Linked DNA regions of Homo sapiens: region 2 is linked to region 1. The links are chromatin loops, found by intact Hi-C in ENCODE. Cell type or tissue: K562. All regions are shown on one strand.

What was found. Peaks named below come from ENCODE experiments on the same cell type or tissue, not always from the same donor. Only the 100,000 strongest peaks of a DNase experiment are listed, where the experiment ranks them.
Region 2: a loop joins it to region 1, with 2.7 times the contacts of the local background. A loop is called at or near these places in 3 of 110 quality-filtered maps.

Annotation. Positions count from the first base shown.
Region 1 is chr14:91,265,980-91,269,979 of GRCh38, reverse strand. It overlaps a transcript of GPR68 not described here. Among named protein-coding and RNA genes, the nearest start is that of GPR68, 23 kb to the right of the region's middle. RefSeq lists cis regulatory regions at 272-550, 1,428-2,457 and an enhancer at 1,581-1,875. In K562, no CTCF peak of the experiment used is centred here; DNase peaks (open chromatin) are centred at 1,719 and 2,329; H3K4me3 peaks cover 598 bases.
Region 2 is chr14:91,200,812-91,204,811 of GRCh38, reverse strand. It overlaps DGLUCY (D-glutamate cyclase), which reads right to left. Exons shown (of 14, transcript NM_001102368.3): 12 at 1-106. Among named protein-coding and RNA genes, the nearest start is that of GPR68, 42 kb to the left of the region's middle. In K562, no CTCF peak of the experiment used is centred here; a DNase peak (open chromatin) is centred at 2,291; H3K4me3 peaks cover 187 bases.

The DNA of each region.
Region 1 (4,000 bases):
CTTGTATCTGGCCACTCCACAGAAACTGCCATCCATGCTGTTTTGAGCCAGACTGAGCGGTGGCCACCCGCAGTCTTCATCCTGTGTGGCCTTTGCAATACTTGACAGCTGGCCAGGCACTTCTTGGCACCCTTAGCCTCTGCTGCACGCTTCTTTGTCCCTCTGGGACAGCTCTGTGCTGCCTGCTCCTTCGTCCCTTCATTCATCCCTCCCGGGGACATCAGGGCTGCGGGCAGAGCCCTGGATTCTGCCTCCACCACTCTCCTGTCGTGCATTCCCCCTGCAGGCCTGACCCCACCCTCCCTACAAAGGGAGCGCTTGTGGAGGTGACCTCCAGCCCAGCGTCTCCTGACCTTCAGGCCAGGACTGCTGCCCTCATCAACCCAGCTCCCCTGTTCCCAGGACCATCTCTGCAGCCTCAGGAGCCTGAGATTCGAGCTGGACCCCTCCTTTCCTCACATCCCACATATCACACGTCACATCCTGGACCTGAGGGTGGGGTGGGAATCTGGGCCGCTCCCCTCTGCCAGCTGTCTCTGCCCTAGTTCACACCCTCCCGCCGACTGGTCCCGCTGCCTCAGGCTCTCCCCCTACTCTTCCATCCACTCCAGCCGGCTTTTGGTCCCACTGGTCCTGCGGGAGAGCTCCTGTCAAGGTCGCTAATCCAGAGGCAACTTCTCAGCCCTCGTCACTTCTCAGGAGGTGCCCTGACTCAGGGACCTTCCTATTTAGAACACTCCCCTCCACATTGGCCACACTTGTGAGCAGCGCGAGGTCAGGCATAACCAGGTCCACACACGTGTGTCTTTCCACAAGGTCAGACTTTTATTGACGCTGTTTCGTTTCTTTCTTTCTTTCTTTTTTTTTTTTTGAGACAGAGTTTCACTTTTGTTGCCCAGGCTGGAGTGCAATGGCACAGTCTCAGCTCACTGCATCCTCTGCCTCCTGGGTTCAAGCGATTCTCCTGCCTCAGCCTCCTGAGTAGCTGGGATTACAGGTGCCCACCACCACGCCCGGCTAATTTTTGTATTTTTAGTAGAGACGGGGTTTCACCATGTTGGCCAGGATGGTCTCAAACTCCTGACTTCAGGTGATCTGCCCACCTCGGCCTCCCAAAGTGCTAGGATTACAGGCGTGAGCCACCACGCCCGGCCTCTTTTACTTATTTTTACATGTACAATAAGTTATTTTTGACTGTAGTCATCCTCTTGTGCTATCAAATACTAGGTCTTATTGTATCTAACTATATGTTTGTTCCCATTAACCATCCTCACTCCCCTCCCACCCCATTACCCTGCCCAGCCTCTGGTAACCATCCTTCTACTCTCAACCTCCATGAGTTTAGTTGTTTTCATTGTTAGCTCCCTCAAATAAGTAACGACAGGTGAAGTTTCTCTCTCTGTGCCTGGCTTATTTCACTTAACATAATGAGCTCCAGTTCCATCCATGTTGCAGATGACAGCATCTCATTCTTTTTTACAGCTGAGTAGTTCTCCGTTGTGTATATATGCAATATTTTCTTCATTCATTTGTTGATGGACACTTTGGTTGCTTCCGCATCTTGGCTGTTGTAAATAGTAGAGTCACTGATGTGGGCAGAGCCTTCGGTGGGAGATGCTGGGTGCTGATCACAAGTGACAGCAAGATGGTGTCAGTTGAGACGGCCGTTTCAAGCTGCTGAAGTCTTGCTCCTTTTATAGTCACAGAGTCTTCTGGTGAGGACTGATAGTGGAGAGTGTGTTTGTTTATGTCCTTATCTGGTTGGATGAGTCTTTATTGATCAGGTAAAACATGCGGTCCCTGTTGGCGAAGTGCCATATTAAATGTAAGATGGAGTCTTTTTCTAAGATGGAGTTACTTATGTCGAAGGTGCTCTACACCCATACCCAGCCCTTTGCAGACTAGGTCCTCTCTACAGGCTCCCCTCAAGGCACACCCAGCCCCTGATCATACTTCATCAAGCCCAGGCATACCCACAACTTTAATTACCACCTATTCCCAGAAGGCCCAAACTTGTATCTCCAGCCCCCACCTCTCCTCCAAAACCCCAGATCTGGATTTCCAACTTGCATGTCCCAAACGCACCTCAAATTCAACATGCCCAACACAGCTCACCATCCTCCCCCTCCAAAGCGAGGCCTCTTTGTATTCCCACCCCCAACACCTGCCCCATACACATCCGGAGGATGCTGGCCTTCCCCTCACTCTCCCCCGTGGTCCTGTTACTCCATCAGCTGCTTTCAACGCTAAGACCCTGCTCACCTCCACAGCCAATCCCAAGCCACAGCCCCCTTCAGCAGTACCATGGGATCCTGTGGCTAAGAGAGCACCCTGGATCACGCCCCCTCCTGAGTTCCAGGGCCCCACCCTCTGCGTTGGTGTGGTGTGTGACCTGGTGGCTGGGAAATACCCAAGTTGCAGCTGGATATGCTTTTTTTTCCTTCTGAGACAGGGTCTTACGCTGTCCCTCAGGCTGGAGTACAGTAGTATGACTATGGCTCACTGCAACCTCAAGTGATCCTCCTGCCTCAGCCTCCTGAGTAGCTGGGACTACAGGCACATGCCACCACACCTGGCTAATTTTTTATTTTTTGTAGAGACGGGGTCTTGCTACATTGCCCAGGCTGGTCTCAAACTCCTGACCTCAAGTGATCCCTCGACCTTGGCCTCCCAAAGTGTCAGGATTGCAGGTGTCAGCCACCACACCTGGCCAGAGTTTGACTCTTTATCATCAGTAACAATTTATAAATAATAAAACATACAATAACAATTATTGTAAAATCCATACAACCAATTGATTCTTGCAGAAAGCTCATTGATTTTTTTGCTGGTGTATTTGTAGCCAACCTAGGCTTGCAACTGACAAATGAGCATAGCTTCAACACAAATGTGGTTGATAATTTCTTTCACGTTAACATGTAAGATGAAAGGGAAACAAGTCAAAGATGTATGTCAGAACTTCACTGAAAACATGAGTAACTTTGTTTAATCAAGTGGTAGTTTCTGAATGCTGAACAAATATTTCCTCAATTTTTTGTACTATTCCTATTATAATGGCTACAGATGCAACACACTTTTTTAAAAATTGAGATATAATTTACATACCATAATATTGACCCAAGGCATCTTCTCTATTTTTTTTAAGTCTAGAGACACTAGACAATGAAAAAATATATAAATCAAGCCCAAGTTTATAACATTTACCAATTTCTGTGCTATAAGTACTCTCACCATGGCCAACATCAAGCTGCCAGCACTGAACACATCACTTAACACGGAACTGATCTCAATCTTTGAGATTAAAAAATCTCAGTTTTTATTATTTATTTTTTTGAGATGGAGTCTCACTCGTCGCCCAGGCGGGAGTACAGTGGCACGATCTCGGCTCATTGCAACCTCCGCCTCCTGGGTTCAAGCAATTCTCTGCCTCAGCCTCCTGAATAGCTGGGATTACAGGCGCCCGCCACTACGCCGGGCTAATTTTTCTGTTTTTAGTAGAGACGGGGTTTCACCATCTTGGCCAGGCTGGTCTTGAACTCCTGACCTCATGATCCACCCGCCCCGGCCTCCCAAAGTGCCGAGACTGTACAGTTGTGAGCCACTGTGCCTGGCCTCAATTTTTTAAAAATCGAGATATAATTTATATATCATAATATTCACCCAAGACATCTTCTCTATCATTCTTAACAGGTATACATGACAGCCTTCAGAATAAAGACTAGACCCCCTCCAGTGAAGTCCAGAAACTTATATACTACCTCGAGGTTACAGACAGAATGGGGGCTTATGGGAGAGGGAGAAGAATTCTATTGAGGGATTATAAATGATTACTAGGGAGAACGATTGGATGGGGAACAGAAAGTAACTTGTAAAATTCTTTGGAATTTATATGATCCTTGGCAACAGTCACTGTCTTGAAAGAGTCTGTTCAGATGTGGTTACATTCTGGGTCTTCTTTGCTGTGAAGGGTAATGAGATAACGGGCGAACAAGAACAACTG
Region 2 (4,000 bases), 65 kb after region 1:
AAGTCAGCCTCCACGTCGCAGGCGATGACATCCCCGTGCCGTATGTGCCTCCTCACAGCCTCCTTGACTTTACCCATCCCAAGCTCGTTGCCTCCATCACCGACTCCTGAAGGGAAGGGGAGCTGAGTCAGTGCACGGGACCAGGGCAAAATGGGGGAGGCCTGAAGCAAGGCAGCCCTACATGTGCTTGTTGCCTTTGGGAGGGCAAAAAGGTTGGCTCTGGATATATTTTCAGACAACCAGGAGTTGTGGTACTTCCCCTTAGGCCTTCTAGAAACTTCTTTAGTTAAAAATGAGTCCACGTTTGGAACACACTACAGTGTGGGCATGTCTCCTTTTGGGTCACATTCTCCAGCAAAGATGGAGCACGTTCTATGCTCTTGGTGCCAGGCCCATGGGAGATGTGGGTATGGTGACACTCAGGACCTCCCTTCCAGTGGCTCCCGCTCACTGAGCCCCCCGGGGGATCTGGTGCAAAGTCAGTTCTAGAACTTACTTTAAAGGCTTCTGCTGAAAGAATGTGAAATGTATGTGTTTTAGTTCATTTTAATCTATACCACAGGGGTACCTGGTTAACATCTGAAATATCCTAATCAGGAATACACACTCCAAGTGTGGTTAGTAAGCATTTGAAAGAGGCTACATAGTCTTGAGGCCCATCTGATAGTCTGCATCAGAGAATTTGTTAATTAGTGTAATAAATGAATGCTAGAATAAATACATATTAAAAATGATTTAATTCATTGGTGAAATGAATGGTGTTCAAGATAGGTGGATTGGCTAAAAATAACTAGCAGATACCTCTACCCTTGTATGGATAAGATTTAAAAATCTAGTCTGGGTGCAGTGGCTCATGCCTGTAATCCCAGCACTTTGGGAGGCCAAGGCAGGGAGATCACTTGAGATCAGGAGTTCGAGACCAGTCTGGCCAATATGGCAAAACCTTGCCTCTACTAAAAATACAAAAATTACCCAGACATGGTGGCACATGCCTGTAGTCCCAGCTACTGTGGAGGCTGAGCCAGGAGAATCACTTGAAACTGGGAGGCAGAGGTTATAGGGAGCTGAGATCACATCACTGCACTCCAGACTGGGCAACAGAGCAAGACTCCATCTAAAAAAAAAAAAAAAAAACACACAAAAAAACCTATCAAGCCCTGAAGCATGTACCCTTTGAGGTGGTGCTGTAGATCTGGGGGACACAGCTCCTGTGTCCAGGTATTTATAGAGGAGTCTGTAAACTAGATGTTCAGCTGAATCCACCTCTAGAAGAGGGTTACAGCTGTCTCAATAACCTTTCATGCAATGCACCTGTCTGAGTCTCTCAAGGCCAGAGGGCTGGACTCTCCAAGCCTATGGAACAGGTACATCATTGTTTTTGTGTCTGCTTCTATAAAGGCTTGGAAGATGCGGAAGAATTCTGTCAGAGGCTAGTGTTCTTTGTGGGATCTAGAGCTGATCCATCTCAAACATCAGGGAGTGAATTTGGCCAAAAGAATGACACAATTGTGAAGGACCAAACACCTTAGATTTATATCCTGATGGTTTTTCTCAGAACACTTCTCTAGATCTATGACAGCCCACTGAATGAGGAGAATAACACCCAACATGTAACACTGGTATCTGGTCTATAGCTGTCTCTTTTTAGCATCTTATGAATTCCATCTCTTTTGGGCTTCACATCCATCCTGTCATGGGTATCATGATCCTCACTGTATAGAGCTGGCAGTCCCTGATGGGGGCAGTACCTGGGCAGTCAGTGGAAGGTGGAGACTTAAACCCAGGTGACTTGATTCTCAATTGAGCACTATGCCCATGACATGGCAGTTGCCCATGGAACCTGAGGAACAGGGGTTTTGAGGAAGAAGAAGAGAAAAAGGAAAATTCAGGAGGTAGCCTTGCTGGGCAGGAGGGTCTGGGGCGGCGGGGGCCACAGGAGGAGACTGGGCTCCTGAGGCCGTGAGAAGGGCCCAAGGGTCTACAAAGGGGGCGGTTCGAAGCCATGAACGGCCAGCTCCACCTGCCTCCTCTGGGATCTCAGGGTCGTCACAGCACAGATGGGGGTCCCATTGCGGGTGTGGGAGGACGGGATTGCTCTAGCAGCTCCCTCAGACCCTGTTTGCCCCTGTAGCCACAGAGATCTCTTTTTTCTCCACTCTGAGAACCCCTCCCCCACAGGCTGAGGTCCTCTGCCTGCCCAGCCGGAGGGACAGGAAGCTGGAAGCCAACAGGAAGCTGGAAGCCAACAGGAAGCTGGAAGCCAACCGCACTGTGTGCACCACACCCACAGCCTCTTCTGGGAAAAGCCAGGGCGATTTGCAGAAACGTTCTAATCAGCGCAGAAGGCTCTCACTGTCTCATCAAAACCTCAAAAGCCAAAGGAGACTAATGAGTCTGGGAAACACTTGGAAACATGCAATGACAAACAAGTCTTCATTACCCCAGGGCCTGAGACCCACCCAGAGGGAAGAAAGGTTCTCCTTGGGGCTTACACTAAGCCTTTCCGCAATTCATAAAGGCATGATTCCCTGATAAAGGGCTGGGGCCCCAGGAGTCTGCAGTCTACTCCTAATGCTACCAGCAACACTAATTAGCTGCGCCATCTGGGAAAACCTCCTGGGACTCACCTTACCTGCCTCACAGGGTTTTCACAGAAGCTTAAACACTACAATGAATGTGAAGCCTCTTGGAAAAGTACAAAGTTTTGTGCAAACACAAATTATCACATTATTATTATTATTATTATTATTATTTTTGAGACAGAGTCTTGCTCTTGTCGCCCAGGCTGGAGTGCAGTGGCGCGATCTTGGCTCACTGTAACTTCCACCTCCTGGGTTCAAGCAATTCTCCTGCCTCAGCCTCCTGAGGAGCTGGAATCACAGGAGCCCACCACCATGCCTGGTTAATTTTTTTATATATTTAATAGAGACGGGGTTGTGCCATGTTGGCCAGGCTGGTCTGGAACTCCTGAGCTCAGGTGATCCACCTGCCTCAGCCTCCCAAAGTGCTGGAATTACAGGTGTGAGCCACCACGCCCAGACCATATTATTATATTATTAACGACTGAAGGCCAGGCTCAGTGGCTCATGCCTGTAATTGAAACAGTTTGGGAGGCTGAGGTGGGAAGATAGCTTGAGCTCAGGAGTTCGAGACCAGGCTGAGCAATATAGTGAGACCTCATCTCTACCAAAAAAATGTTTAAAAGTTAGCCAAGCAGCCGGGCATGGTGGCTTACACCTGTAATCCCAGCACTTTGGAAGGCAGAGGCAGGCGGATCACGAGGTCAAGAAATCGAGACCATCCTGGCCAACATAGTGAAACCCCATGTCTACTAAAAATACAAAAATTAGCTGGGCGTGGTGGCATGCGCCTATAGTCCTAGCTACTCGGGAAGCTGAGGCAGGGGAATTGCTTAAACCTGGGAGGCGGAGGTTGCAGTGAGCCGAGATTGCGCCACTGCATTTGAGACAGGTAACAGAGTGAGACTCCATCTCAAAAAAAAAAAAAGTTACCTGTCAGGCCTCTGAGCCCAAGCTAAGCCATCATATCCCCTGTGACCTGCACGTATACATCTAGATGGGCTGAAGCAACTGAAGATCCACAAAAGAAGTGAAAATGCCAGTTCCTGCCTTAACTGATGACACTCCACCATCGTGATTTGTTCCTGCCCTACCCTAACTGATCAATTGACTTTGTGACAATACACCCTCCCCGCCCTTGCCATAATGTACTTTGTGATATTCCCCTGCCCTTGTGAATGTACTTTGTAAGATACACCCTCCCCACCCTTGAGAAGGTACTTTGTAATATCCTCCCCCACCCTGAAGAAGGTACTTTGTAATATCCTCCCCCACCCTTGAGAATGTACTTTGTGAGATCCACCCCCTGCCCGCAAAAAATTGCTCCTAACTCCACCACCTATCCCAAACCTATAAGAACTAATGATAATCCCACGACCCTTCGCTGACTCCTTTTTCGGACTCAGCCTGCCTGCACCCAG